6 separate regions of the Homo sapiens genome follow, and regions 1, 2, 3, 5 and 6 are each linked to region 4. A link is a loop called in an ENCODE intact Hi-C map of the cell type or tissue named here. Cell type or tissue: GM12878. All regions are shown on one strand. Region 1 overlaps CCDC141 (coiled-coil domain containing 141). Region 2 has its middle 46 kb from the start of CCDC141. Region 3 overlaps CCDC141 (coiled-coil domain containing 141). Region 4 overlaps CCDC141 (coiled-coil domain containing 141). Region 5 overlaps SESTD1 (SEC14 and spectrin domain containing 1). Region 6 overlaps TTN (titin).

What was found. A loop is a pair of places that touch in the nucleus more often than their neighbours do. Peaks named below come from ENCODE experiments on the same cell type or tissue, not always from the same donor. Only the 100,000 strongest peaks of a DNase experiment are listed, where the experiment ranks them.
Region 1: it touches region 4 in a loop (9-fold over the local background); 10 of 110 quality-filtered maps call a loop at or near these places.
Region 2: it touches region 4 in a loop (2.3-fold over the local background); 6 of 110 quality-filtered maps call a loop at or near these places.
Region 3: it touches region 4 in a loop (4-fold over the local background); 4 of 110 quality-filtered maps call a loop at or near these places.
Region 5: a loop joins it to region 4, with 6 times the contacts of the local background. A loop is called at or near these places in 6 of 110 quality-filtered maps.
Region 6: it touches region 4 in a loop (10-fold over the local background); 5 of 110 quality-filtered maps call a loop at or near these places.

Annotation. Positions count from the first base shown.
Region 1 is chr2:178,888,775-178,893,774 of GRCh38, forward strand. All of the region lies in intron 8 of CCDC141 (coiled-coil domain containing 141), which reads right to left. All of the region lies in intron 1 of LOC105373766 (a long non-coding RNA gene), which reads left to right. Among named protein-coding and RNA genes, the nearest start is that of TTN, 84 kb to the left of the region's middle. In GM12878, a CTCF peak has its summit at 2,840 (motif pointing right); a DNase peak (open chromatin) is centred at 2,827.
Region 2 is chr2:179,093,348-179,098,347 of GRCh38, forward strand. No RefSeq gene overlaps it. Among named protein-coding and RNA genes, the nearest start is that of CCDC141, 46 kb to the left of the region's middle. RefSeq lists enhancers at 522-691, 1,679-1,848 and a silencer at 2,714-2,803. In GM12878, no CTCF peak of the experiment used is centred here; a DNase peak (open chromatin) is centred at 2,804; H3K27ac peaks cover 456 bases.
Region 3 is chr2:178,912,129-178,917,128 of GRCh38, forward strand. All of the region lies in intron 7 of CCDC141 (coiled-coil domain containing 141), which reads right to left. It overlaps LOC105373766 (a long non-coding RNA gene), which reads left to right. Exons shown (of 4, transcript XR_001739140.2): 3 at 3,508-3,581. Among named protein-coding and RNA genes, the nearest start is that of TTN, 110 kb to the left of the region's middle. In GM12878, a CTCF peak has its summit at 2,326 (motif pointing left); a DNase peak (open chromatin) is centred at 2,293.
Region 4 is chr2:179,017,248-179,022,247 of GRCh38, forward strand. The region is part of intron 2 of CCDC141 (coiled-coil domain containing 141); the gene reads right to left. Among named protein-coding and RNA genes, the nearest start is that of CCDC141, 30 kb to the right of the region's middle. In GM12878, a CTCF peak has its summit at 3,100; a DNase peak (open chromatin) is centred at 4,274; H3K4me3 peaks cover 594 bases; H3K27ac peaks cover 1,546 bases.
Region 5 is chr2:179,127,846-179,132,845 of GRCh38, forward strand. SESTD1 (SEC14 and spectrin domain containing 1) reads right to left here. Exons shown (of 18, transcript NM_178123.5): 10 at 4,459-4,581. Among named protein-coding and RNA genes, the nearest start is that of CCDC141, 80 kb to the left of the region's middle. In GM12878, a CTCF peak has its summit at 1,998 (motif pointing left); a DNase peak (open chromatin) is centred at 1,986.
Region 6 is chr2:178,794,181-178,799,180 of GRCh38, forward strand. TTN (titin) reads right to left here. Exons shown (of 363, transcript NM_001267550.2): 7 at 742-1,072; 8 at 219-371. Among named protein-coding and RNA genes, the nearest start is that of TTN, 11 kb to the right of the region's middle. In GM12878, a CTCF peak has its summit at 2,084 (motif pointing right); no DNase peak of the experiment used is centred here.

The DNA of each region.
Region 1 (5,000 bases), 130 kb before region 4:
AGCTTTAGGATAACAGAAGTTAAGTAGCTATCATCTCGGCATAGCAGGAAGCAAAAATTATATTCTTTTGTTTTGTCTGTCAGTCCTGAGGGAAAAGATGAGTTATGGGTTTTTGCAACAAGGTCTAATCTTCTTTTCTAAAGGCTTACTTTTTAATATTTCTGTAGGATATTTTGAAAACCTTATGGCAAAGCCACAGTATGTTTACCACGACTTTTCCTTAGGATGTTATTTAAAAACTTCATTTATCTAAAGATGCTCTTTGAATAGAAATGTGGATCAGCCAATTAACAAAGCATTTACTAATCTAATAGGGTAAAATATTTACATAACACTAAGGTCCTTGTTCTCAATGATTATGAATGCTCAAGGCTGTATTCATTACATGAAAACCAAGTTATCACCAACAATTAGAAATCAAATATACTTGTTGATAAAAAAAAAAAGAAGCCATGCCTCACATTATCATTTTTTCGCCTGTGTTGGCCTCATGAGACAAAGAAAAGTGACGTGAGAGCTCCTACAATGAAAATGCCTCTAAAACAATGCATGAACTTTGAGATGGACCCTAGCTCTAGTCCAAAGATATCTTAACAAGTTTCCTCATATTGTTGATGGAATGAACACTTAAATTTTCCAACCTATCCTTAAGACTATTTAAGAAGTTGATGTCTTTCATTTCCCCTCAGTCATTTCCTTCACATACTGTATTAATAAAGATGAACATGATAACCCTTAAATTTAATTACCCAGAGTTTAAAAAGAGCTCAGAACAAGGTACAGGTTTCAGTCATTTTACCTCAAAATAATTAATTTATGACTCTGTAAAAATGAATTTAATTAGTAATGAAATGAGGGCAAGATCCTAAATGACCGAGAGGTAAAGTAACCTCACTGGAGTGATGACGATGCCACTATAGAGCTGGAAAACACTGAGGTGTGTCCTGTGGACCACAGAAGTCCCAGGTAAGTTTAATTGGAGGAAAATATGAAACCACTATGAGTAATCTTATTCCTGGCACATAATGTTTCACAGATGTTACATTTTAAACATTTAATTTTGCATTTTAATACGTAGAGACAGTGAAGAATATAATCAAGACATCAGGAGATTCTTCACATTTATCATTAAGAAATAGTTCTTAACAACACTAAATTCCATAATTCTACAAAAGCAGTGTATTGGTAATATGAATTGTATTTTGACTAGGCTTTAGACTTTGAAATATTATATGCTCAAAAGGCATTTAAAAGCCCAGCTTTCCTATATACTGTAGGCTCCAAGTTTTCTGCAGAATATGGAAACCTGGAATGAGAAAAATAAATTGAATAAAGGGCATTGTGGAAAGAAGGTACAGAGAACAAAGGTTGTGAAAGGAAATGGGCAAACACGTAGAGAAGAAACATAGCTGAAAATGGCAGAAAATGCCATTATTGAATAAAAGGAATTTGGAAATGATTAATACAATTCAGAAAGAAAAGCCAAGATAAAAGGTGCCCACTCCCACCTCTGAGTTGCCCTGTGTGGTCTCACCCCAAATGCCCTCAGTGTCTATTCCAGTTAGGGGCTATTTTACCAACTAAACTTAGAATACAGGCCTCCCTGACCCCAAGAAGCTGTAGCTTGGAGGGGAGTCCAAATTTTGAAAGTTTCCCTAGGGGAAACTAGATCTCAGTAACCAGCTCCAGCCAAGCCTCTTGATTCCTGTTCACATTACTCTTTTTTATTCCCTGGCCTTCTCCAAAGAATAAGACTGTTAGCCAGCTTCTTGCAGTTATCTATAAGTCCTAGCCATGATGTCTCAGGTACCAGAAGTACCAGAACTCAGACCCACTCTCTGACTCTGACCTGAACTTGCTCTAGCATCCCCTCCTGCTCCCAAATTTCCCACTTGAATCCCTACTTTGTCTTAATTATGTTGCTCTAATTCAACACTGACACTGAGCCCAGCCTCCTCTTTGGCCATTTGAATACAAAATGAACTCTCTTTCTAAAATGGCATCACTCAATTGTACAGTGTCATGGGAAATATAGATTATAGATGCACACTTCTTATAAATTTGCATATAGTCATAATAGCTACTATTTAATACATTCTCGCAACAGACATGCCACTTTGTTAAGTGCATTAGATGCATTATTTGATAGAATCCTTAAAATAACTTTGTGAAGTGTCAGAAAAGTAGCAATAACTTCAATTTTTAGCCAATGAAACTGAGCCTTCACAGGTGACATAACTTGCCCTAGAGACACACAGCTAATATAAGCAGCAAAGACTTGATTTAATTTCAAGTCTCTTTGCTACCTGAATAGACTTATATACTTAATAATTTTATTAAATTCATGATTAGTTATACATGTTACCTTCAGGAAATTTAAGGAAAAACAGATTACATTGGTTTAGTTTGTACCATAAAATTCCATAACGACAACTAATAAAAACAGTTATTGAGCTCTTACTGTGATAAGGCACCATTCTTAAAAAGTAGTCTGTTTTCTAATCTTCATAACAACCCTGTGAGCTGAGTAGGATTGTTATCCCCATTTCGCAGATAAGTAGACTGAGGAACAGAGACAGTCTCAGTAACTGGCCCAGTTCTGAAATGGCTGACATCTGATCTCAGAGGTCACACTCTGCCACCTCATAGTGCTTTTTCTGGGTCTATGACACATGATGTGGGGTAGGGAGTATTTTCTCCTCTAAAATTTCACTTTGCCTTGAGTTGAGTGTTCTCGGCTGTCATAGAAACAGGGATGGCCTGGCTGACAGGCTCCTTTGAAACTGGCTGGCTTTTCTAAGTAATGCAATGCCTGCTGTAGTTTTCAAAGTGGCCACTAGAGGGTCATGGTAGCTTGCTCAAATTACTACGTTTCTTGAAGGTCCCTCCAGCACAAAAAATAGGTAAACAAAACCAAACCAAGCATTCCTTCCATAAAACTGTTGCTTTTTAGCAACCTGCAATTTTAATTTAGGTGAATTACAACCAATCATATAGGATCTCTCTCTCTCTCTCTCTCTCTCTGTTTTTCAGTAACCTTGGAGATTCTGTCTCATTTTGTGGTGATTTATGCCTTATTATGTGTATCTATTGTGTTGTAAATTCTTTGAGGGAAATAAATGGTGTCCTATTTATTCTTATATCCCTTGTAGCCCTGAACACATAGCCTTATAAGTAGTAGAATATCAATGCCCATTTTCAAATCAAATAAAATAGTCTCTGGTCATTATTTAAGGGAAGAAAACACAAAAAGATTGAGAAGAACATATGCGCAGTTACCATATTTGAAATGTCGTAGTAACAGTGTCCAGTAGTTTTAAACAATGATGACTTGCACTTTTGGCCACTTGTAGAAGTTTTAGGCTATCCAAAGACTGCCCAATTTCTTCTTTGGTATGCTTTAGCATTTATAGTTACGTTAAACCAAATTTATCATGTGTAGTTTGGCTCAATACTTCCTTCTATTTAAAGCCTTAGAGGGACAGACTGAACTGCCTTGTCATTCTGTGCACCATTGCCCGTCCTGTGTGTACTCCACTCTCACATGTGGCTTAGATCCTTTTCTCGGGAAGAGAAGTTTTCATTCATCTTGGTTACTCTAGCCAGTTCCCATTTCCCTCTCTCTATGCCCTTATAACTAGGTCATCTCTGTCTGATTGGGCAGTAACCAGTTCCTTTTCTCTCATTCCCAATTAGAATATATCCATCACATTCCCAGTCCTAGGGCTTTTTCTATTCCTTCTTAGTGACACCCTAATCTGCGGGTTACATTCAGCCCTGATTCCATCCTTTTCCATTAGAAACTTTATACGATGATACCGGACTTTCCTTTTGAAAGTTCTGAAACATTTTAAAACCTGCATAGCATGCATATTAACAATTTCCTCAGCACCTGAACGGCAGGTGGTCTGATCAAAAGAAAGGTATGACCCCACTCTTTGCCAGCAATTCTTACATGAACTGAAAATAAATTGATAGAATCTCATCAGTCTCCCAGAAATGAGTCCTATTACTTTACAGTCCTATTAAATTAATGATGAGACAAGAACTGACGGTGGGTAACAGACACTTGGTTGAACCAAAAACGTGGTGGCCTGTCATTTTGTTCTGATTTGGAAGTAACACTGCTCATGTGCAGCCTGATTGGGTGGGAGAGGGGCTAACAATGGGCTTAGACTTCTAGCTCTAACAGTCTGTGGCTTTGTGATTTGCACTGGAAATATTGATTGACCTTTGGGCTGTCTCTGTAAGAATGGATTAGAGGATGCCTGTCTGTAGTGTGAACATGCGGTAGATCAGATTATTCCTGAGGTTGACTTTGACTTTTCCAAGCATCACAGACTGTGAAAGCTTCTTCAGGCATTTGTTAGAAACTCCAAATGAGAACATTCTCTCCCTTATTCATTGAGCCAATAGAGGGAAGTGGAGGGGGAAGAAAAATAATTGCTTTTTTTTTTTTTCTCAAAGAGCACAGACGTATTGACTTCTGGTTCAAGAATAGACTGCTCTATTTACTGTATGGAAGCAGTTGCCCTATCTTTGCATTTGTTGTAAATTGGGGCTGGAGGAGGGAAGCAAATTCCAATGTTAATGTGTTCTAATGATTATTTCTGAAGAATGGCAAGTTGCTTTCAAACCTTTCATAAATTACTATTGTCAGCCCATCTGGATTAGGAGCTGAACCAGATGGTAAGCACTTGACAGCTTACTCTGTCTCATTGGGAGGGATCAGCTGACCATATTTTTCTTTTTGTCTATGGACAAATTATACTTTAAAGATGGAAAAAAATCTTCCTTATCTTTAGCTTGCTGCTTCTTTTAATGGGAACCCGAAGAGTGTCTTTTTATGTTTATGGTTGTCTTTATTTTTGAGGAAACAACTGCTGCTCTCTAGTTTTCATCCCTACTTTGAAAAAGTGCCATTTATACTGTAGAAGTGAAATGCATATGTTTCTACAATAAATTTGATTCTTATTTAAGCTATATACTTTGAAAATTTC
Region 2 (5,000 bases), 76 kb after region 4:
CCTTGCACTTCCTGGGTGAGGTGATGCCTCGCCCTGCTTTGGCTCGCACATGGTGCGCTGCACCCACTGTCCTGCACCTACTGTCTGGCACTCCCCAGTGAGATGAACCTGGTACCGCAGTTGGAAATGCAGAAATCACCCGTCTTCTGCATCACTCTCGCTGGGAGCTGTAGACTGGAGCTGTTCATATTTGGCCATCTTGGCTCCTCCCCCCCAATTTCTTTCTTAATTTCTTCTTTGACCCAATGGTCATTCAGGAGCATATTGTTTAATCTGCATGTATTTGTATAGTTTCCAAAATCCCTCTTGTGATTGTTTTATAGTTTTATTCCATTGTGGTCAGAGAAGATGCTTGATATTATTTTAATTTTGAGGGGATATTTTAAGGCTTTTTAAGTGACCTAATATATGGTCTATGTTTGAGAATGATCCATATGCTGTGGAAAAGGATATGCACTCTATAGTCATTAGATGAAATGTTCTATTAATATCTATTAGATCCATTTGGTCTATAGTGCATTTTAAGTCTGATGTTTCTTTGTTGATTTTCTATTTGGAATATCTGTCCAATGCTGAAAGTGGGGTGTTGAAGTCTCCAGCTATTATTGTATTGGAGTCTCTTTCTTTAGCTCTAACAATATTTGCATTATATATCTGAGTGTTCCAGGGTTGGGTCCATGTATATTTTAAATTGTTATATCCTCTTGCTGAACTGACCCCTTTATCATTATATGGTGACCTTGTCTTTTCTTATAGTTTTTGTTTTGAAATCTATTTTGTCTGATATAATGATAGCTACTCCTGTTCTTTTTTGGTTTCCATTGGCATGGAATATCTTTTTCTATCCCTTTATCTGCAGTTTATGTATGTCTTTATAGTTGAAATGTGTTTCTTGTAGAAAACAGATCAATAGGTCATGTTTTGTGTTTCTTTGTATCCAAAACTCTGTCTTTTATTGGAGAGTTTAGTACATTTACATTCAATGTTATTGTTGATAAATAATGATATAATTCTACTGTTTTGTTTTCTGTTTGCTTTGTGGTCTTGTTTTCCTTCTTTCCTTCCTGTCTTCCTTTTAGTGAAGGTAATTTTCTCTGGTCATATGATTTAGTTTCTTGCTTCTTATTTTTTCTGTATACGTTGTATGATTTTTGGTTTGAGATTAGCTGATAAAAACACTGTTTGCATAAACAAACATGCAAGCAATCAAAAAGTAAACTAATATTGTATACCTTAATATTCCCCTTGCTTTTTAATTTTTTGTTGTTACTCTTTATGTCTTACTGTACTGTCTACATCATAAAAATTTGTTGTTGTTACTATTTTTCATTGGTTCATTATTTAGTCTTTCTACTTAATAACAGTTTACACACCATAGTTATCATGTTATAATATTCTTTGCTTTTCTTTGTACTTCCTATTACCACTGAGTTTTATACCTTCAGATTATTTCTTCTTGCTCCTTATTGTCCTTTTCTTTCTGACTATAAAACTCCCTTTAGCATTTCTTGTAGGACAGCTCTAGTGTTAATAAAAATCTCTCTCCTTTTTTTTTTTTGGTCTGGGAAAGTCTTTATTTCTCCTTCATGTTTGAAAGATAATTTCACCTGATGTACTATTCTAAGTTTAAAAATATTTTCCTTCAGCACTTTATATATGTCATGCCACTCTCTCCTGGGTTGTAAGGCTTCTACTGAAAAGTCTGATGCCAGATGTATAGGAGCGATTTGTTTCTTTTCTCTTGTGGCTTTTAGGATGCTTTCTTTAGCCTCGAGCTTTGGGAGTTCATTTATTAAATACCTTGAGGTAATCTTCTTTGGGTTAAATCTGTTTAGCATTCTATAACTTTCTTGTACTTGGATATTGACGTCTTTCTCTAGGTTTGTAAATTTCTCTCTAGTTATCCCATTGAATAGACATTCTACCTCTTCTTTAAGGCCAATAACTCTTAGATTTCCCCTTTTGAAGCTATTTTCTAAAATCTGTAGGTGTGTTTCATTGGTTTGTATTATTTTTTGTCTCCTCTGACTGTGTATTTTCAAATTGCCTGTGTTCAAGCTCACTCATTCTTTCTTCTGCTTGATCAGTTCTGCTGTTAAAAGACTATGATGCATTCTTCACTAAGCCAAATGCATTTGCCAGCTCCAAAATTTCTCCTTGATTCTTTTTAATTATTTCCATCTCTTTGTTCATTTATCTGATAGAATTCTGAATTCTCTGTGTTGTCTTTAATTTATGTGAGTTTCCTCAAAACAGCTATTTTGACTTCAATATCTAAAAGGTCACATATCTCTGTCTCTCCAGGATTGGCCCCTGGTGCATTATTTAGTTCATTTGGTGAGGTCATGTTTTCCTGGGTCATCTTGATACTTGTAGATGTACATCTGTGTCTGGGCATTGAAAAGTTAGTTTTTTTTTGTTTGTTTGTTTTGTTTTTTTTTTGTAGTCTTCTCAGTCTGGGCTTGTTTGCAACTGTAGTTTTTGGGAAGGCTTTCCAGATATTTTAAAAGGCTTGGGTGTTCTGATCTAAGCTGCATCTGCTTTAGGGCAGACCCCAAACCCAGTAGTGCTGTGGTTCTTGCAGACTCATAAAAGTACCACCTTGATGGTCTTGGCCAAGATAAAGAATTCTCTGGATTACCAGGCAGAGACTCTTTCTTGTTCTCTTCCCTTACTTTCTCCCAAATAGTCTCTTTCTACCCTGAGCCACCTGAAGTTGGGGGTGGAGTGACACAAGCACCCTGGTGGCCACCATCCCTAGGATTCTGCTAATTCAGACCTGAAGCCAGCACAACACTGCTGTATGCAAAGTCTGCTGTAACCACTTCCTGGCTAACACCTATGTTCACTCAAAGCCCTGGGGCTCTATAATCAGCAGGTGCCAAGGCCAGTCACACCTATGTTGTTCTTTCATTTAGGGTGGTGAGTTCCCCCAGGCTCCCGGGTGAATCCAGAGATGCCATCCAGGAGCTATGGTCTAGAGTCAAAAACCTTAGAAGTGCACCTGGTATTTTATTGTACTACAGCTGAGCTGACACTGAAACCACAAGAGGCTGTCCTTCTCATTCTTCCTTCCCCTTTCCGAAGGCAGAGGAAGCTCACCCGGTGGCCATTGCCACCTATTCCATTGTGGTCAGAGAAGGTGCTTGATATTATTTTAATTTTAGGGGGATATTTTCAGGCTTGTTATGTGACCTAACATATGGTCTATCATTGAGAATGATCTGTGTGTTGAGGAAAAGGCCCATGGGGAGTACTGCCAGACTACCACTGATGTTCTCTTAAGGCCCAAGGGCTCTTCAGTCAGCTTGTAGTGAGTGCTGCCTGGCCTGGGACTCATCTTTCAGAGCAATGGGCTCTCCTCTGGCCCAGGGCAGGTCCAGAAATGCCATCCAAGACCTAAGTCCTAGAACTGGGGGCCCCAAGAGCCTGTTTGGTGCTCTAGCCTGCTGTGGCTGAGCAGGTATGTAAGGTGCAAGACAAAGTCCCCTTTACTTTTCCCTCTGCTTTTCTCAATCAGAAGTCTCACCCTTTAGACACCACACCTGGGAATATGCTGAGACTCATTTGTGGCTGGTAAGGCTCTGTCTCACCCAAGGCCCTTGACATAGTACCTGGGTATTGCTGCTGGTTATTCAGGACTCAAGGGCTATTCAGTTACCGGGTAATAAGCCCTGCCAGTACTGGGTCCTTCCCTTCAAGGCAGTGGTTCCCTTCTGGCCTAGGGTTGTGTCTAGAAATGTCCAGGAGGTAGGGCCTGGAATAGGGTTCTTACGACTTGGATTGCTGCCCTGTTCTGCTGTGGCTGAGCTGGTATTTAAGATGCAATACAAAGTCTGCCCCACTCTTCCATCTTCTCTCTTCAAGTGCAAGAAAGGGTTCTCTTTTGGAGTTGCCTGGGGTTAGGGGAGGGGTGATGCTAGCACTCCCTTAGTCACCCCAGCTGGTGTCTCAGTATGTCCCATGTCCCTCCAGGCCACAGGCTCTGGGCCCAGTTCAGACCCAGGACTCATTTATGTATTACAGTTCTTGTGGCCTAGACAGCCTTTCAAGTTTATTTGGGACCCCAAATCCCTTAAGCCTACAATGATGAGGTTTGCAGGAACTCATGTTCCAACCTCTGGGATCTGCGATTCCCCTCTGGCTAGGACTGGTTTACATGCACCCTCCAGGGTGGGCATCAGCTGAGTTGGGTCTGGTTTTGCTTTCTGCTATAAAAGCAGCACTGATTTCAATACCTCACAATTGCTGTGCTTTCCCTCTCCCCAGGGCACAGAAGGCACAAGGTTCTCTTCACCTTGTTGCCACTTTCAGGGGATAGAGGAGGAGGTGGTGTCAGTAATCCAAGACTGTTCATTCTACCTCTTCATTGCCTCTTTTAGCGATATGAAGTTAAAACCAGGTACTTACTGTGAGTGCTCACCTGATTTTTTGTTCTTATGAAGGTGCTTTTTTTGTGTGTGTAGATATTTTTTAAACTGATGTCCTTGCAGGGGGCTTGAGGGGGAACAATTGGTGAAGACTTCTATTCCACCGTCTTGCTTTACCCACTCCACCTGCCTCACGTTTTAAATGCCATGCAAATTATCATTTTCTTTTTCAACAAATACTTACTGAGCACTTTTGATGTACCAGACATTGACTTAAGCACCAGGAAAACATCAGGGAAGAAGACAAATGGGATCCCTGCCCTCAGGAGCTTGCTGTCTAGGAAGCTCAGAGAAAATAATATCAATATAGGGCACTGATCGTGTGCCAGCTACCCTGCTGAAGATTTGTTTTACATAATGTCACTTAATTACTAGAGAAACACTGAAGTATTTTCTATATTAATGCCATTTTATTGAGGACATTGACCTAGAAACGTTAAATAACTTATCCAAAATCACAAGGATAATATGGCTTAACTCATGCCAACTTAACACCAAAAATAGAATTCTGAACCACTGGCTCTAAATTATGAAACCCCAAAGCCTGTGTTCTGTTTTCTGTGTCACACT
Region 3 (5,000 bases), 110 kb before region 4:
TCTGGTGAACACAAAGTGAAAAGGACATGTTTCTTACCCTCAAGAAATTTTAATTTAGCAAAAGAAATCTACCCAGAAATAAATATCTATAATACTAAGCAGAATGTGCTTACTGCCAACAGAGAGATGCAACAATCTGATACTGCACATAGAAGAGAAACCAATTAATACACTCTTACGTTAGAAATCCATTGACAGCTTAAATGTGAAAGGTATTCATGAGTGAGGACAATAAAATTGAATGTCTTGATTATCAGACTATTAGATATGAACTGAGTTGTGAGCTCTCATGAGACACTTAAGATGTTAAAGATGTTTCTTTTTCTATAATTTTTCTATGATATATCTATTTTAATAATTGTATGCTAATAATGTAGCCATATTTATCAAATACTTGCTGTGGTTTAAACAGCCTGACCTCTGAGCTCTAAAATCAAAGGTTTCTAAACACTACACTCATCACTCTGTCATAGGGAGTACAGGAAGAGGGTAAATTAAGACATCATCTGTTTCTTGTGGTGAGGTTTGCATCATCATGACTTTTTCAATTCTTAAATATCTCTGCATATATAAAGACATGTTCAGCATAAAATAGAAACTCCTTAGCATGCTATTCAAAATGCTTCCTGATCTCCCCACCTGCTTCTACCACCTTTGTCTCTCATCACTTTAGGTGTACACCCTACATTCCTGGCGAATTGAATTATCTTAGGTTCCCCAAACATGGCATGACTTTGTACCATCCAGCCCTTCCTCGGCCCTTCTTGCCCCATCCTTTCAAACTTATCTCAGTGATCACCTCCTCTGGGGAGCCTTCCTTGACTCTTTTTCCCTGAGCCAGGTTAAGGGTCTCTGCTCTGTGTGTTCTAATGCTTTGGGCTTTCTCCATCATAGCTTTCCCACAACCCAGTGCACCTCTGTTCCCTGGCCTCTCATCTAAACTTGACTGAGAAGGTCTGGAAAGCAGGGATTATATCTTTCATTGCTTTCGCTCAAGTACCCATTTGATGCATGGCAAGAATAGGAACACAACATACTAGCTGAATGCAAATATGGAAGAAGAGAGGGAGGGAACATAAGTGGCTTTAGTTATTTCTAAGAGAAAGGGGAGTTGTTCTGAAAAAGAGGAATTTAAGACAGGCTGCTGAGGAATTATGAAACTGAAAGTAATTATATTTTCCTTGATATCTAATAACATTTAGCCTATTACTTGAATTCATTTATATTACCTCAATAAATTCCTTCTGCATAGTATTTTTTTAGGTACTCTACTTGGGCAGGTTTTCTTAAAATTTCAATCTATACAACAACTGGACCATTTTAATTATTTTTTTTTCATCAGCTGGGCCTAAAATGTGTTTATTTTGAAAATGTTAATATCCCATATATATCACGTATATATAAATGAAAAAAGTATACAAATTCCATGCTTAATTATTTTGTTTGCATCTGAAACAATGATGTTGCTATAAGCATTACTATGGATCACTGTAAATATCTTGAAAAAGCAACATCATCTTCTTAAAGGACATTAATGTTTCAATAGCTATGGCAGAAACAACGGAAGCTATGACAATTGTTACATTTCGAACTACTTTTTGTGTGTTTCTTTGGCCACCCCAACTTTTGCTTCATCTTTGCTTTCAGGCTGACCACCCAAAAATCAGACCATGTTCATAAAATGGATTTGGCCTCAGTTTCCTCTGCTTGCTTTCTTCAATGAAATCATGTGCCTGGAAATGGAAGGCATAGGACACGATACATTATGACCAATCAGTCATGTTTTACAGTTTTGGGTTCAATTGCAGCTGTCCTGTAAATACAGGCTCACCTCATTCTGTTTTTGAAACATATTGTATATTTATCTCTGATTCAAACTACATTCCCTTAACAATGATAAATACGTTTGGGGTGATCAATAAATATCAACCATAGCTTAGCTTGTTTTCTGTGAACACACTAGAAGTATAATAAATAAGATAATCTATAATCCCGAAGGATGAATATTTTGGAGGATCGAGATGAGTTATTCTAATAGGTGCTATATTCATATTTCATGCCATGTTCTCATAAGTCTTAGTAACATCTGATAATTAGAGGAACTTTTCTCCAATCAACTATTAGTCAATGTCGACAACTGACACTTACTTGTATATTCTGCTAAGCGATTTGACAAATAGGTTCATTCACCAAACACATTAGGAAACTCTAAAAAGAACAGGAAGTATATCAGATTCTTGAGTTATATGGCTCACTCCACTTGAATCCAGTGGTTGGTTTACAGCAAGCAGCAAGTTCCTAATGCTGTCTCAACATCGCCACCTGCTGCTCACTCCAGGTCCAAACATCCGTATCTCAAGCCACAGGCTGCCAGACACTTCCTCTGGGTGAGAAACATTCCTGAACCTTGGGTAATCATCAAACCCTAGCAGAATTAAAGGTAATCAATTGCACTCCTGGAGCCACTGGACAAAGGCAGTGGGGGAACTGTTGTCAATGTGGGCAATTAAGTGATAATTATATTTTACTGAATTTCACAAATTTTGTAAGTTTTGTTCTCTGCTATTTATTTTCTAGCATTTAGAACAATGCCTGACACATAGCAGTGGCTCAATAAATATATACTAAATAAGTGAATATCTAAAGAGAAGGGTAATTATTCTCATGAATTCACCTTTAAATAATAAAATAAATTATTGTAAAATATTTCTAGTAAATAATAATATCCCTATCTAGAATTGTTAGAGAGGGGAATGAATGAAAATGAAAGGAGGTGGGGTGTGGTGGCTCACACCTATAATCCCAGCACTTTGGGAGGCCAAGGAGGGTGGATCCCTTGAGCCCAGGAGCTCAAGACAAGCCTGAGCAACATGGCAAAATCCCATCTCTACAAAAAATACAAAAAATTAGCCTGGTATGGTGGAGTCCCAGTTGCCTGGGAGGCTGAGGTGAGAGGATTACCTGAGCCCCGGAGGTCAGGGCTACAGTGAGCTGTGATCATGCCACTGCACTTCAGCCTCGGTGACAGTGAGACCCTGTCCCCACCCCCTGAAAAAAAAAGAAAGAAAGAAAATGAAAGGAAAAGGGGGAAGAGGGACTCCTCAATGATTTTAACCAGGAATATGATAAAACCTGGATGAAAAAAGGAATATATATGATATGAGAAAATTACTAAGTCTATTCTGCAGATAAAATTGGATATTTATTCTTTTTATTTTAACTAAATTCAAAAAAGTAAAAAGTATATTTAAAAAATCATATATTTCACTTTTTACCAAGCAGATATTCAAGCTATCCCACTCACTCATTTATATATTGCCCATTACACTAACAAATTTGATACATTAGTATTTGACATAGAAATTGAAAAAGTATATTGACATAGCTTCAACGAATTTGGAACAAGAAGTTGTTTGCTGAAAAATAATTCCACTTTTCAAGAATGAAATTGATTTTCAAGGAAAGTACCTTTTTGTAAAGTGCTGACTTCACCTTTTATTCCTGCAGTGCTAACATCCAATTTGCATGTGCCGGGAGAGAAAATTCTTCATGGATCTCTGGTGCTCCTACACATCTCACTGGTAGGTCAAGAATACAAGACTCTGATCCCTTTATATCTGGGCCACTTCTCAGTGTTGGGTCTGCAACTAGCAACCTTCAGGATTGAGGTGATGTTGCCCTTCAAGACAAAGAGCAGGCATGCTTCCTATTTGCTGTAAAACTACAGATTCCCCAAGCTTAGGGTTCCTCTCCTGAACCCCACCTGCTGCAGTTGCATATATCCATCTGGGTCCATCTGCATCACTCAGGGGGATTTGGGGCTGGGAGAATTGATGTGGCATGCTGACACTCTGGCTGCTGCTTTGCTATAATCAATCACCTCTGAGCCAGAGGTCAGGTGTCTTCTGCAATCATCCATGAAACTGTGATAAGTTAACATGTTAGCTTGAATGTAGGGTAAAATCTCAAACCCCTCACAGTTCTTGAGAGCATGACTTCCTCTAAGAACAGGAATGTTCACAATTAGGAAACCCAGTGCACTCAAGGCACAACGAAGTGAATTTTCAAGAGGAAAATTCAGTGTTTCGGAGATAATTCATTATATAAACTGAACATAGCTTTTCACTAGTGTAAACAGAATTTTATTCTAGAAAAAACATTTTAAGGGATTTTGAAATTATATTAATTTTAAAACTTCAGTTCTTTATTTAAACTAGGGCTATAAGTGTCAGGCTAAAAATTGGGTAAAGTGGTCAAATTTTTATAAAATTTGGAGGTTTTACAATATAAATAAAAAAGAAAAATACCATTTATAAGCCACAAGAAGAGTTTTCTTCTTTGAGTAGATTTACACGACATAATTTCATCATTTATTTTACTTAATAATATAGTATAAATAATATAGTTATTTTACTTAATAACATAGTAAAAAATTCATTTCAACAGTCATGATTAAACATCTACATTCCAAACTCCAGCTTCTATTTTTGCTGAGGTAGAAATATCCATCATCTTTCACACTGAGTTCTTAGATTTGGAGTCAGAAATTATTTCCTTGATGCTTTGAAAAGGGAGAAAGGATTCTAACACTATTCTGAGTGCCACTTGTCTATAGAACCTGCTATAGTATGGATAAATCCCAGTGGAGCTTATTATAATTTGTATAGTTAGCATGCCATGGCTTTCAAATGATAAAATGGGGAATCTAGAAATCGAAAGTCTTTGTGATTATGAAACATAAATTCTCTACTCCAATCTGACCTGAATTACTGTATGAGTTTGAGAAAGTAACCACTCTCTTCTTCTTCTTCTTTTTTTTTTTAAAAAAAAGGCTTTTGCAGGAGATATTTCTTCTCTGTTAAAACCCAGAAAAATATCCCAGCAAAGTACAAAATAATGAGAGCAGAGAAAACAAAAGTAAGAGAATGGGAATGAAAGAGAGAAACTACATTTTGCAAGGCTGTAAACTATAGGGTTTGTACTGGAAGCATTGCTTTATA
Region 4 (5,000 bases):
ACTTATAGTTCTATCTTTTGATAGAGACACCTGTGTTAAGGAACCACACCATTCTATTGTAAACTAAAGAAGCCCATCTTACAAATGAGCTTCCACTTCTTACTTACATCTGATTTTTGAAGAAAGATGCTTTATAGGGGTGTATCTGGGGTGGGTGATAGCCCTTCTTTTCTGTTCCTTGGGAGTTAAGCACACTGGGTTCCCACCTTTCAAATCATTTCTGTGCCCTTCCTTAAATCCTCATTCCCCTGTTTTAAAGAGTAATAAAGCTCTCTCTTCTTGTTGGTGCCATCTTTAAACTTGAAGAAAGTGGCAGCTAGTTTACACAAACTATCCTAAAAGAAAATTAGACACTGTCTGAGGTGAAAAAATACACTTCAATCTATTTGCAAAGTATAAAAAAATCAATTTTTGTCCTTACCTTGAAAAAGAACACATATTCTCAGATATTTTTTAAAAATCAGGGCAGTTACCAAATAAAGCCCTTAGATAAACTGACATCAGCAATAATAACATTTTTTAAAACTAGTTGTTTAAGGGAACAAAATGGAATGCCCAGTTTACAGTGTAAGCAGACTTTGTGTTGACGATGAGGTATGGCACTTATAAGAAGAGCAGCCCATGAAAAATGGCTTGCCTCAAGACTCAGTCAAGCCCAGCTTGATTTAAGTTTTCCTCTCCTACTTGCTTAGTCATTAAACTAAGGAAAATATTTTGGAATTGGATCTGAGAAAAAGATGTTCTGGCCAACATCATAAAGCTGGTTATTTAAAGAAATGCTAAAAGACACTACTTCCCTTTTGCTTCCAAAAGGATAGGAAACCAAGGCTGTGCTGCAATACTTGAAAAATGCACTCTGTCTTTTTAAGTGTGGCTTTGAAATTGCTACTTTTAAGGACAGCCCATTTTATAGACGTTGCACCACCTCAACTGCTATGCGGACCACAAAAAAGGATTATGGACTTTCTCTTCAGTAGAGTGTTAAATGGTCCCCTGAATAGCAATTTTCTAAAAGAGCAAACATATGTGGCATATCCTGCATGTTTTCCTGACACTGGAGTCTATCTGTAACATAAACTGTGGGATACAGGTAGAGTCTCTAGTTTATAGAAACGCACTTAGTTTTACCACTAAACTGGAGGTAATTAATTTAAGACACTTAAAAGTAAAGAACACAAATTTTTAAAAACTTGGGGAACAGTAAATGGTTAAGTTCTATTATTTTTTCAGTCTCTTTCAAATAATGTCACAAATTTCTTTTAGCTTTTGCTGTTGTTTTTCTGAAGGATTTTAGCTAGAATGTTCTACACTTTAGCATCTGCCTATCTAAAACCTGTGAGCCTTCAAGTCCCAATTACAATGCTGCCTTCTCCATGAAACCCTTCTCTCCATAGCAGCAAAAAGTAACTCCTTCCTGTGGGCTCCTTTGTCACTTTCTTTCCACCTTCCTAATGTGGTTGTTATGTTTCACTCTTTGGTACAATTGTGAGTGAGCTAGTTTTAAATTCTGTAGATTACAAACTAGGCGAGAGCAAGAACAGTGTCACTCATTTTTGTACTTATTGGACAGTATAATATTTCTTTTTAAATACAATATGAAGTTAGTGAAAAAGGTAAGTAGCAAAAAAAGTACAAATCAATGTTCTAAAATTCATATTCAGAAAAGATAAGTCAATGAAATATGTTTCAGATAATTCTTTAAAAGCAAATATTAAAAAACAAAAATAAAAATCCAATTTCCATTTGATTATAATTTCCCAAAAGCCAGACCATGGCCCTCTTCTTTGGACACCCACAGCTCCAAGTTCAGAGCATTGCTTTTTGTCAGTGTTAATTACCATTTGGTTGCTCAAAAATAAAACTGTGTCCACTGAGCCAATGTTCCAAAGTCCAGCAAGCCAATATTATATTAGGAGACGAAAGTCTTTTTGGTTCCCAACATTTATCCAAATCCAAATACTTAATATATTTCCAAATATTTCTATCATCTTGATGCATCTCCCTGAAGACTCCAGGAATCAACAAAATATATTCACGGTCTACGTTGCTGATAAGTGAAGCACCTTTATATTTATAAAAAAAAAGAAGACTCCCATAATCGTTATTTCATCTATGCAGAACACTAATGATGAGAGAGAAGCATTCATGTGAAGACATATCAACACCAGGGTCTCACTATTGTACCCTTTGATTGCTCAATACTTACTGCACATCACTTCTTGTATCAGTAATTCTAGTTTAATGACGTAATATTTATTTCATACAGGAAAGCTTTTAGCAGTGTTCAGAAAGAAAAATCTACTCATAAACCGCTTTTATTTTCTTTCCCTTTCTATCCCCTTTACTTCACACTTTGCCTCATATCAAAAGTAAAATGATTATTCTATAGTAGGAAACTACACTTTAATAATTAATATTGACTTTAAAGTTGAAACAACATAGTTCCAATACATTGGTATAGCTCTTAGTCTATTTTGCGGTGATGGTAAGATCATTTTTATAAATATTTATTATTTATTTATTTTATTCATTTTATTGAGACAGTATCTCACTCTGTCTCCCAGACTGGAGCGCAGTGGCATGATTATGGCTCACTGCAGCCTCAACCTCCTGGGCTCAAGCAATCTTCCTACCTTAGCCTCCCAAGTAGCTGGGACTACAGGCATGCATCACCATGCCCAGCTAATTTTTCGAGACAGAGTTTCACCATGTTGCCCAGGTGGGTCTCAAACTCCTGAGCTCAAGCAATCTGACCACCTGGGCCTACCAAAGTGCTAGGATTACAGGCATGGACCACTATGCCCAGCTGGAAAGATCATTTGATAGATAAGATAAGAGAAAATAGTTTCATATTTATTAGCAATAAAGACTGTTATAACCGTCATGTAGAATCCAAAAAGTTCCATAGAACGGGCATGTGTATTTCAAATACAGGTGTGTGGTTTTTTTTCTCTCACTCAACAATGTAAGGAGCTTTAGGGTTAAAATCCAAAAGCATAATTTTACCTAAATATTTTCCTACTCTTTGTCAGTTATGTAGTCCCCACACTCCTATCCAGTGTGCCAGAGTGCTACTCTGGGCTGATCAACACTGCCCCACGCAGGGGAACTAAGGATCTGCATGTCAGAATCCTCCAAGCTGGAACTGGGCCAGTCTTAGGCTTACCTAGAAATATACACCTGATCCCATGAGACCACGTTGGCTGTGATATGATAGCACTTCTCATGGGATCAGGTGTATATTTCTAGATAGCAGCAGGCTTCCATGCTCAGCTTGTGCCAGGAAGCCACAGGATCCAACATCATGGAAAGATCATGAAAATGAGATTTTAATCAGAGTGTGAGTCCCAGCTCAGCCAGTTAATAAACCTGAGCAAGTCCCTTAATCTCCCTGAGACTCAGCTCCCTTACCTGTGAAAATGAGTCCATACCACACTGGCCCTTATTATATATACTAAAATGAGACAATGATATGAAAGCAGTCTCTAAAGTAAGTATGCATGCATTTATGTAATGTTAATTATTCTAATCTAGTTTTATGTGGATTCTATGAAGATATTTTAGTGGTTACAGCTCAGTTACATGCAATGCTTATATTTCTACAGGCTTCAACATTTCCTGATGGCAGTTAGGGTTAGCCATAAATGTTGATGGAATAAATAAGCAAATACGTGGTATGATTTCAGGGATGTAAGGAAAACCTTGATGTTGATAACAAATCCTTTCTCACATGCGGGCTGATTAGCATGTGATTGTTAGCACATCACCTGGCTACTGTTCAGTCTTCCATAAAAGTTAGTAACTTAGCATAATCACCATCATTAATAGTAACCAAAATGTAAGATAATTATAAGATAATAAATACTTTGGAAATTACATACTTCCTTTTATAGGCATTTTATGCCTTTATTTCACTAAGAAGTAGGTTGTACCTTCCGTTGTAAACCATGCTGAATTTGATTTTGAGTTTACACATACTGCTGACAGGCATAATGAATTTCTGGCTTCAACTATTTTTTCTGGTGAAAGAGAAATGAACATACCACCACTTAATTTTAGCTATGCAAACCTAATTGCCCATGCCTATCTGAAGGGGGTGTTACCCTGTCCTATTTGTATAGGCTGCCCCTAATCCAAACTGGCACACAAATAACAGAACTAGTATTCTGATTGGCTTCAGTTTGAAATAGAAGCTGCAGCTAATGAGCTGCTGAAAACCTGAGGGTCACAGCTGTCCCGAGTGGAAATCACCTCTAACTGAAAGCTAGACCACAGCCCTCAGTGAATTGAGAATTCTTGTGTCAACTCTTTAATTTTCAGGGGCTCCTGTGCTAAAACCAAATGAGTAAAAGATGAAATGGTTCTGCCGTCAGTAGGAAATGTCAGTGACATACACAGTAACAGAAAGAGACAAAATTATGAAAAGCAACTTGGAAAATTCTGACATTGTATTGAATCAGTCCATTTGGATTTAAAAAATAAGGATTTGTGTTTTCTTGGTCACTCTTCAAACTAGAACCATTTATTAAAGGACCATAAAATCTGTTTATAATGGAAATGCCAGCTACAACTTAGTCCCTTTATAATTATGAGACTAAGTATAATGTAAATGGAACCAGATCAGATATTTTCTTCTCAGTTTACTGCAAAATAATTGTTCCAAAAATATTTCTTTTGCATAGGCCTAATAAAAGATAGTATTTTAAAACATTTCAATGCATCTAAAAGGCTCTACAACATTAATTCTTATAAATGCGTCTCCTTAATTTTTTCTTTTTGGATATTTGCGTACAAATGACTCTTCCATATCTGTTCTGTTAAATGAAGTAAATAATGTAATTAGAAATAATCTACAGGTGTATGGACCAAATAATTAATAGTAGTTTCTGCTGTTTGAGGGAGTGGTCTGTACGCTTGGATTTGTTTGGATTTCACTACCTTTTTTGCAGAGTTCTGTGGCCTTTCAAGTGACCGAAAAAACAGTCCTGGAAGCTTATCAA
Region 5 (5,000 bases), 110 kb after region 4:
AAGTAGAAAATATTACCTCAGAAAATTATCACTGTCATGCTCTAAAATATAAAAGGATTTCAATACCTTATTCATAGTACTTACATATCATTAAATGCTCTAAATAAATAGGCTTAACTCTTTGAAGACGTAATAGCAACGATTCTGAGAAAAGCAGTGAAGGATTAGAGTCCTAGAATAGCACTTTTCAGAGCTACCAGCATTAGACCACTTGGGGTGTTTATTAAAAATGTCTAAGCTTCACTCCTGACTTACTAAATCAGTATCTGGAGTTGGCCCTGGAATATATATTTCAACAAGCATCTCTGATGACTCTTATGCCTGTTAAGGTTTAGGAATCACCACTGTGGAGCTAATTATTTCCTGGTTTGAATTTGTAAAATATAGGCTCCAGCAACCTGACCAGGGATGTAAATACATTGTGAGGACTAGTATGTCTCAAGAAATTAACACCTGAAATTAGAGACATTGATATTACCGATTGAGGTTGCCATAAAGAAATAGTCTCTCTGGGATGTGGAGAGCAAAAAAATCTGGCTAATACATTTGCATGTATTTAAAAAAAGTCATCCAAATGTTTCTTCCTAAAAAACGGGTATGTACGGCCGGGCACAGTGGCTCATGCCTGTAATCCCAGCACTTTGGGAGGTCAAGATGGGCAGATCACGAGGTCAGGAGATGGAGACTATCCTGGCCAACAGGGTGAAGCCCCGTCTCTACTAAAAATACAAAAATTAGCTGGGTGTGGTGGCGCATGCCTGTAATCCCAGCTACTCTGGAGGCTGAGGCAGGAGAATCGCTTGAACCTGGGAGGCAGAGGTTGCAGTGAGCTGAGATAGCACCACTGCACTCCAGGCTGGCGAGAGAGCTAGACACTGTCTCAAAAAAAAAAAAAAGAAAAGAAAAAAAAAAAAACCCAGTAGAATGTAGACTGCCTAGAACCTTAGGTGTATTTTGTTCACTTACAGCCATTCTCCGGTCTGTCTCTTATGTATATTTAACTGTGTAGAAAATGATTATTTTATAGCAAAATAAAAAAACACCAATATATGGGATTTGGATTGAGATGGTAAGAAAAGGGCTTGAAGGTTCACATTTAGGACACAAGCAGTCAGGATTGACAATGCAATCATGTTGGCAGTGACGCATACTTGGTGAAATGATGGATATTTATACTTTATACCATGAAATGTGAATCCATATGTAGGCAGAAGGAAACAGTGCCAACTCGGGTTAAAAAGGTGATTATACTCAGACTACACATTAGGAGAAATGAGTCTTGATTCGCCAGGTAGACCTGTTCTGCATAATGCACCAGAGAAAGTGGTTTCTTTGTAGACCAGAACTCAGCACTATGAGATGGTGGGATAGTGACAAAATTCTGAAGTAGTTTCAGATATTTATGCTCCTCGATGTTCCTATCACACACGCTTTTCCTACCACACACTTTCTTCAACCCAAAACATAAAATTAGATTTTTGAACTAAACTGCTTTTAAATTTATTGTCAGTTACTATAACCATTTTCATGTACCTTATTTTTTTTGTTGTGTTCTATTAAAAAACCAAGTTAACTTCTAATTACCAATCCTTGAACTAGAACTACAGGTTGGCAGAAATTTCATTTTTCTATGTATTAAAACTTAATATCCTAACAAATTTGGGGTTTTTAGCTTTATTTCTGCATTATGCTTTTATATGGACTCTAAAATTTAATATATGACATAAAATTTAATATATGACATTGAGCTGGTAATGCAAGATTGTATGTTAAAAGTTTTCTCAAATTCTACCGTTAACAGCTGTCAATGCCAGAAATTAGTCATACTTTCACAAGACTTGAACAATTCCAATAATGCTTTAATCTGTTAACTCTTAGTTACAGAGAGAAAAGAAAGCTTTTAATAAAATATTAGAATATCTTAAACATCATAAGCTAAAATATTCATCCAGCATCAACCAACCTATTCTCAGGGTGACAATGCAGTGCCACCTATTGGCTAAAACAGCACAACTGGCTTTTTAAAAATATGTCAAAAGTGGGAAGAATAGTGTAATGAACTCCTTCCTATCCAGCTTCAATAATGATCAATTCATGGGTAATTCTGTTTCACATACACTCCCATCCATTCAATCTGTTCCTACCTCCCAATTCTGAAACAAAACCCAAATATCACACATGATTTAAGGAAATAAAATCTCTTGATAGCCATCAATGTTTCTTTAGGTCATGTCTATAAATGCAGATGTCAATGTATATGTACATTCCTAAGTATTAAAAGTACAAGAATGAAAAACTACTGTAGCTTAACCATATCTGTAAAATTTAGTAGCTTTCTCTAAGAGACAGCTAGAGAAAGGATCCCCCCTGGGTATCAAGAGATCTGTGTCTTAACAATAGTCCAACTATTCACTGATCAAAAAACGTAGCTTCCCAGTTTTTTCATCTATAAAGTAAGATGAAGATATTAGAATAATCTATAAGGTATTTTGCAATTCAAAAGTTTTATATATTGGTTCCACATTATAAGTAAGCTTAAGCACATGGGAAGGGCCACCCTTAAGCGATGTTTCTTTAAGCTGATTTTGAAAACCTTATAAATATATTAAAAATACAAAACCAACATCTGAACATAGCAATTTCTATGTACATCATCTGCAATTTCATCCATACTATACGCAATATGAAATTTGCTTTTGAAGTCTTTTTGTAAACTTAGAGTACAGTACAGTATGTATACAATCCAATTTCTAACTGTAATTATTTATCTTGGCATTTAAAAAAAATAATAAAATATAGATAAATCCTGTCTTTAGAATCCTCATGTGCCATGTGTCCTTCCTAAAAAGAACTTTTGGAATACTTTCATAACTAAATCCCCTTAGGTGAAGTCTAGAATGTTCTAGAGTAAATACAGTTTTTTAGGAACTAAAGAGAGGAACAAATTGTAGACTCTAACTATAGTAACATGTTCTAGAACAGTCTACCAGGTTCAAACAAATCACAATCCATGTTAAAAAAAAAATCAAAACATTATTTTAAAAGTACCAAGAGAATTAAAAGATTATATCCTCAGGAACAGGGTTTGTAATATGATTATTTTAGTATAAAAGGAAGAACCATTATGTTGGAACCTGTGAAATGCATAAAATAAATCGATTTTCAATTATGAGATTTCATTTTCAAGTTTTTTACAAGTACTAATTAGAAAAATTGCAAGGAATATATATGTAGTGCCTTTAGACAATTCCAAATCTTGTAATATCTCTTATTATTCCTTCAGCTAGATTACAACTGCTTTAGGGTATAGTAGTAGATTTTCTGCCAATACCAGTAATTGCTATACCTGATTTACAGAACATTACAAAGAAAGCAATATGAGGAAACTAAGCAAAATGGAATACATTTAGAAGAAAAATAAGAATCAGATATTGTTAAATTCTAGTAAAGATGAGATTTACTCATTCATTCAAATTTATTCCCAAGCAAACCATATTACTTATTCTTTAATCTTGTTTAGTTAAAAATGGACATTTCCTAATACTATCCAACATAATTAGAGGAAAGAAGAAACGTTGCAGAAATTAATGTTCCGACGGTACTTAATGCTCATCTGGGTCCAGAGTTTAACATTTTGACCACCTTTTTTAAGACAACCTAAGGAGAAGGGAATTAATGGATTCAAATTTTATTTTTCCAATTTTGTATTTAATCTATTTTAAATTACCAAAGTAATATGACCTTAGGGAGAGGGGGGTGAGCTACCCCGTCCACAAACTGGATGATCTCTTTCTCAGTAATGAAGAATTAACTGTAACAGAGCAGGAGATTAACGAACACCAGCTTCTTTCACATAACAAGTTGTTAAATTTTAAATTATCTTTAACAATTATTATCTATAATCTGCTTAAGAATCTATTTATTTCCCAATTTTATACCTGTGATTTGTCTGATTACCCCTTTCACAAATACAAAAGGGACCCCTAAATGCTCAGAGAATGGAAAAATATTCTGCACCCTCTGGACTTACTCTCCATCAGTTGTGTTTAATGCAGCAATTCTGCTATCACTCTCAGGCATTTAATTGTACTATATACTCCCAATAAAGTGGGGGTGAGGGGGACTTGAAAACAGAAGTTTCTGTCACAGAGACTACAGATGAAAGCTCTATTTTTGTATTATCACTCTTTTTTCTGTCACTGTAGCTTTTAAAATTTCATGCAAATTGTGCTTCTATAAAAATATAATTAAACTGCATTAGAGACAAAACCAAAAACAACCTTCTAATTAACATGTACTAAGTAATCAAAATGTACTTTATGACCTCTAGGCACTTAACAAACTGTACTTCATGCCCCATACCAAAGTTTGCAGCAACTTATCACTCAGTACCACATATGCTACTAATTACCCACGTTCATAATATCATTGTAACTTGCAGAGGAAAAAGCCTCTCACACTGTGCTGGCTCTCAATCTCTTCGTGTTTCTGCTGTAGGGCCTGGGAGGCCCTAATGGAGTCTCCAATGCCCCACTGGGCTCTTAGTTGTTCTGATCCAGGCCCTTCTAGCCAGTTCACCACCTATAAACAAAAGTTGAGATAACATTTTTTAAAGAATCAGAAACTTTTCAAACTTTCATTCTAACTTATTTTTCCCCTCCCAAAGTTCCCCAATTATTTTTAATGTAAATTATTTACATTCTATCACATAGGCAGTAAATGTTTCTTTTGGAACTACACAGCTATAATGTGACAACATTTTCAAAACTTAAATGTGGAAGAATGTACACTGTAGCATCACAAGCTTTCAGCTATCTGATTATCTTTCAGGCTAAAAGAAATCTGGAATGCTTCTATAAAAGAGGATTAAAAATTAACTTACGAAAAGAGAATCAGAGAATCATAAGATTTAGAGTTGGAAGAAACATCAGAAATGATATCAGTCAAAGTTCTTAACTAACATTTAAGAAAACTGAGTTTCAAACAGATTAAGTGACTTG
Region 6 (5,000 bases), 220 kb before region 4:
GCCTACTCTGCTCTTGTGATACTCACATTGTCAACACCTTTGACATCTCCGACCACCTTTTGCTCAGAAAGTTCTAAAAGTCTGGGCCCTGCTGGGCTCAAGGCTGTCTTCAGAATGAATTGAGCACAGCTGCATGCCAAGCTCAGTGGATGGTGGTTGAGTTAATGTGCACTGAAGGACGTGGCTCTGCGGGTGCCCCATGGCAGCCTCGCACGTACCTGTTCTTGAGCAGGTTGGATGTGCACAGCAGTCGTGGTTGTCCTCTGAGCAGTCTGCTCTACAGCGCTGATCACTGGTTCTCTCACTCTGGCCATATCAACGGCAGCAACAACAGTCGCAACAGCTGCACTTTTGTCAGCATCTTGTTTCACCTAGATTAGAAATGACCAAGTAGATTACTTTTTTAAATGACATGCCCAGTAGAAAATAAAAAAGCATACTGGAAAACTGAGCCACCTAGAGCAAAATACACTCATACATAAGCATTTATTATTGCCAAGAAATACAGAGACTGTATCATTAAAACCTGTATATTATGGAAACTTCACAGATTGGAGCTTTTGTCCTAATTAAAAATGGTTTTACAAAGCATGACTACTGAATTTGGTCTTCAGTTGCTGCTATATTTTTATGTTCATATGCATTTTTCCTCCAATTTATACAGACTGAGTTTCATGGCAGAAATCCAGTTGGAGAAACTAGAATGTGAAATAAGGAAAAACAAAACCATTCTGACAGTACCTCTTTAGCACCAGTGGCAACAGCCTCTGCTGCGTAGCTAGCACTGGCCGACACACTGGCGGCAGCACCCGCAGCACCACTGATGGTCACTTGCTCCTGGACACCGTATCTCCCTTCCCATCTCTCTTCTGTCCTGATCTGAGTAGAGGTTGTCAGCGTTGTCTCTCTCATCTCAGCCTCAGATGAGGAGGCCACGTAGCCCTCTTGCTTCCAAGGGGGAGGCACTTCAGGACCTGTGGCCACGGTGGATGCCTGAGTCTTACGCATGAGCAATGGAGACCTAACAGACCTGATGGGGGATGTGGAGATTCTTGCTGCTGGAGACACGGACCTGAAAACCAAAAGGCAGAGGTCAAGAATGTCAAAGCAAGGAGGGGTAACTGGATGTGAATCATGAGATGAAAAGCTGGAAGTGCTTTAAGGCAGAGTTTTAAAATGTGTGCCTCCATAACCCATTCAGAGGGTAAATAATGTACTTGGAAGTAATTTGTTTTAAATCTCAATAAACCTATTCTTATCTGCTGTAACCCTGTAAGAGAATCAGCTTTAATTCCAAATAAGCTGGAGATTTTGTGCCTTGCACCTTCTCACATTAAAAAAAAAAAAAAATCACAACAGAAAAAGCTACTTCTTTAATATGCAGCCAAAGGAAAGACATGTCAAATCCAGCAACCTCTGTATTCCAAATTCATCTCTGTATTCCAATTCTGGGGGGGTTAGAGGATGTCAAATAGGTGTTATAAGAAGAAAGGTTTCTGTAATCAAAATGCTTGTGCCACTCTTGACTAAGCAGCTTAAGCCATTTTTTTTTTTCCCCTGCAGGACTTCCCACAGCCTTTACTATGTCAGTATGCCTTGTGAATTTCCAGGACAGGGGGACACATCCTCAGGAAGCTTTCTGCAGCATGTTGCTGGGTACAGGTTGTGCAGTGCACTTTGCAAATTGCTGCTTTAGCCGAAGTGTTTGTGGACAGCTACTTTTAATTTCCTCCATATTTGTTTACACTCGCCCCCCTTGTATTGCACTCTGGACTTATTTTAAATATCTTTAGAGTTATTGTGGGAATTGACTAACTTAAAAACTAATGATTCTGTGATTTTTGGGTAAATTGATAAAGTTGCTTCTTCCAGAATAGTTTTCATTGTTTGCTTTTTAGGTGTATCCAAAGTGCAAGTAGCATCAGTTGAAGAATTTGGGTGCTAAATCCCAGCACTGATGGCCAAAAAAGACTATTTCTGATCTATAGCAATAATTCTGGGGATTGGCCAACTATTGTAAGGTAAAATTTTTTTCAGAACTGATTTAATTCTTAATAAGGCTTATTACATTTTCCTCTCTAGGTGGCAGTATTGCCCTATCATTGCATTTTATTAATTCTGCATATAAGAAAATGTTTATAAATGCATCTTGTCACTATCTAGGATATTTAGCTTACACTGATCATACATGAAATGATTATTCTAATTAAGCTCAAGGTACAGTTGATATTTTCTCTAACTTACAGAGTACCCTAACAGTACATTACAACATTAACCAGTTTCACGAAGAAATGTTTATTTTCTCGAAGAATGGCTTTTTTTGTGTGAAAATCCATTTACATTTTGTAAATGAAGTTGTAATCAAACTAAAGGGAAATCTAGGGAATAAGCCTCTTTTCTGAACATGACTGCCTTTGAAATATAACAAAAACCAAGTTAGAATAATGTGTGGTTTCCACTAACTGAAGAAAAGCAAAGAGACATGTGCTTTTAAGTTTCACCCTGTGCCTTGTTCTTGCTGTACTTAGTAAATGGGTTTAATTCAAAAAGAGTTAAAGACATGATTAGCATGACATGACTGATTAACAGCAGGACACAGGTAAGCCCATAACTGTGAAAATCATTGTAATTTTGGTCATTATAGGAGAGTGCTTATTTCTGTACTTACAACAAAAAATAATCACCTGGTCACAGCGAGATACAATGCACCTTATTCAATGAAATATGTTTGCCTTACTCTACAACAAAAATCAAGATTAAACTATGAGATATTTAGGAAGCAGTCTATCTTTGATAACCATTATTTTCTCTGCAAATTGGCATTTTATTTCTTAATTATTGGAAAGCAAAATTTTGGGGCAATTTGGATGGTTATTAATGAACTTTCAAAACTGCTAAGATGGTCAAAATGCTCCATGGGATCAGGGACACTCCATGATTCTAAATGACCCTTAGGCTTGGGTTTTAAAATATAGTTAGGTTGTTATCTCCTCAAGAAATTGCATTTGGCTTGTGTTGTGATTTCATGGTGTGCAAACTTGGATTTAGCCTGAGACTGAACATTTTTTTTTATTCGACTGCTAGACATGTTTTTTAAAGTAAGCTTTTTGTTCAAGGTTTCATGTTAGTGTTTGCCAATATCTTTACATTTTTGTGGCTAAAACAATAAAAATTGGAAAACATCTAGCATTTTTTTTCACATGTTTATTGGACTTTTACATTGCCTCTTATGTTAAATACTTTTTTGTATCTTTTGTCTTTTTTTGTGTTGCATTTTTTTCCTTTAAAAATTAATTTGTGGATGATTTTTAATGCATTTAGTGCATTTATTGGTTATTTGTCGTAAGTGTTGCAAACATTCCCCCAGATCCATTTCTTTTAATCCATTTCAATATTTTGCTTGTTTATGGGTCTTATCCAGCATAAGCTTACGTAATTTTGTATGTTATATACTGTTTCTAGGCTGGTGTTGTCTACCTTGTAGCCATTTTATGTTTATTGTGATACTTTTATGGCAGAGGCAATGAAGTACCTTGAGGAGGAGAAAGGTCTTAAAATTTTTTCACAAGTGCTGTTTGGTTTAGAAATGACTTTTTGCTTTTGCCATACATACATGTTGATTTTTATGTAGTTGAATCTGTAACTGTCTTTTTAAAAGCTTTCACCCATAAATGCTTTTGCAGATTGTCTTCTCTTTTTTTTTCATTTTTTAACTATTTAATCAAGCTGAAATTTATTCTGTAAATAGTGAGAGGCAGAGGTTTATGTTTGTTTGCTTCCAGATGGATAGCTAATTGGACCAGCATTCTTTATTAAAATACCTCTCCCTCCCCTGAATTGAAAGGCCACTTTGCTTTTTGAATTCCCTATATACTTGGATCTATTATACTTGGATCTCTTTCTGGACTCTCTGTTTTGTTCCCCTGGTGTATTTTTCTATTCATTTACCAATACCATACTGTTCTGATTATAGTAACTTTACAGTATGTTTGAATATTATTTAGGTCAACTATCTCCTTATTATTCTTTTATAAAAAATTTTCTTGGCAGGGAACATCCATGTGTTTTTTATTTCATTTAAATTGATCAATAAACACTTCTTTGCTCAAATTTTGTACATTTTTCATTTCATCATATTAAAAGTTTCATCATGATAAACTAAATCCCAAACTTTCAAAACTGTTGTGGACAATTTACACTTGATTATATAATTTCTGAGCCCTGATCATGATACATGATCACCTTCTAAAATACTTCCATATTAAGTAAGCATAGAAGTCCATTTTATTTTCTAGATAAAATAACACAAGCATATGCAAAATATTTAAAAGGTTTTACTTACCATCTGAATATAAGAATATTGGCATAATTATTTTCTATTTACAAGGCACTTTCAACTAATTATCTCATTGAAGCCCCAAAATGCAGCTTGAGATCATTCTTATTGTGACTCTCTTTAATTTACAGATGACACAACTGAAACCTTAAATAAACTGCTTAACTTCTTTAATTCCAGTTACCTATCAATAACATTGAGGATAATAATTCTTACAGGTTGTGAACATTTAATGAGATAATGTATGTATAGTTCCAATCTGATAGAGGAAGTGATCCATATATAATAACAATTATTTTATTATTTATACTTATTGCCCTAAATCAAACTGTTAAGTGATCAGGCTGATTTGTCCTTAGGGCTTTGAACTCTAACTTCTGTGCTCTTCTCCTTTCACTGTGCCATATTTTGGCCCCTAAAGTAGATATTTATTACATGAAATATAAATAAGAATTCAGAAGTTTATAAGGGTCTTCAATTTACCTGTGGACAGTGAGGATTTGTGAAAATCATATTCAGTAACTTCTTGGTTTACCTCCTTTGTCACCTGCTACATTTTTGAGTGCATGAAACTTACACGGGAGGAGGGCAGGGAAGTGCTGGGAAGAGAAGTGCGTGGTCCCTAGCGAGGCCTGTGCCCATGGACCTAGGTGAGGACAAACAC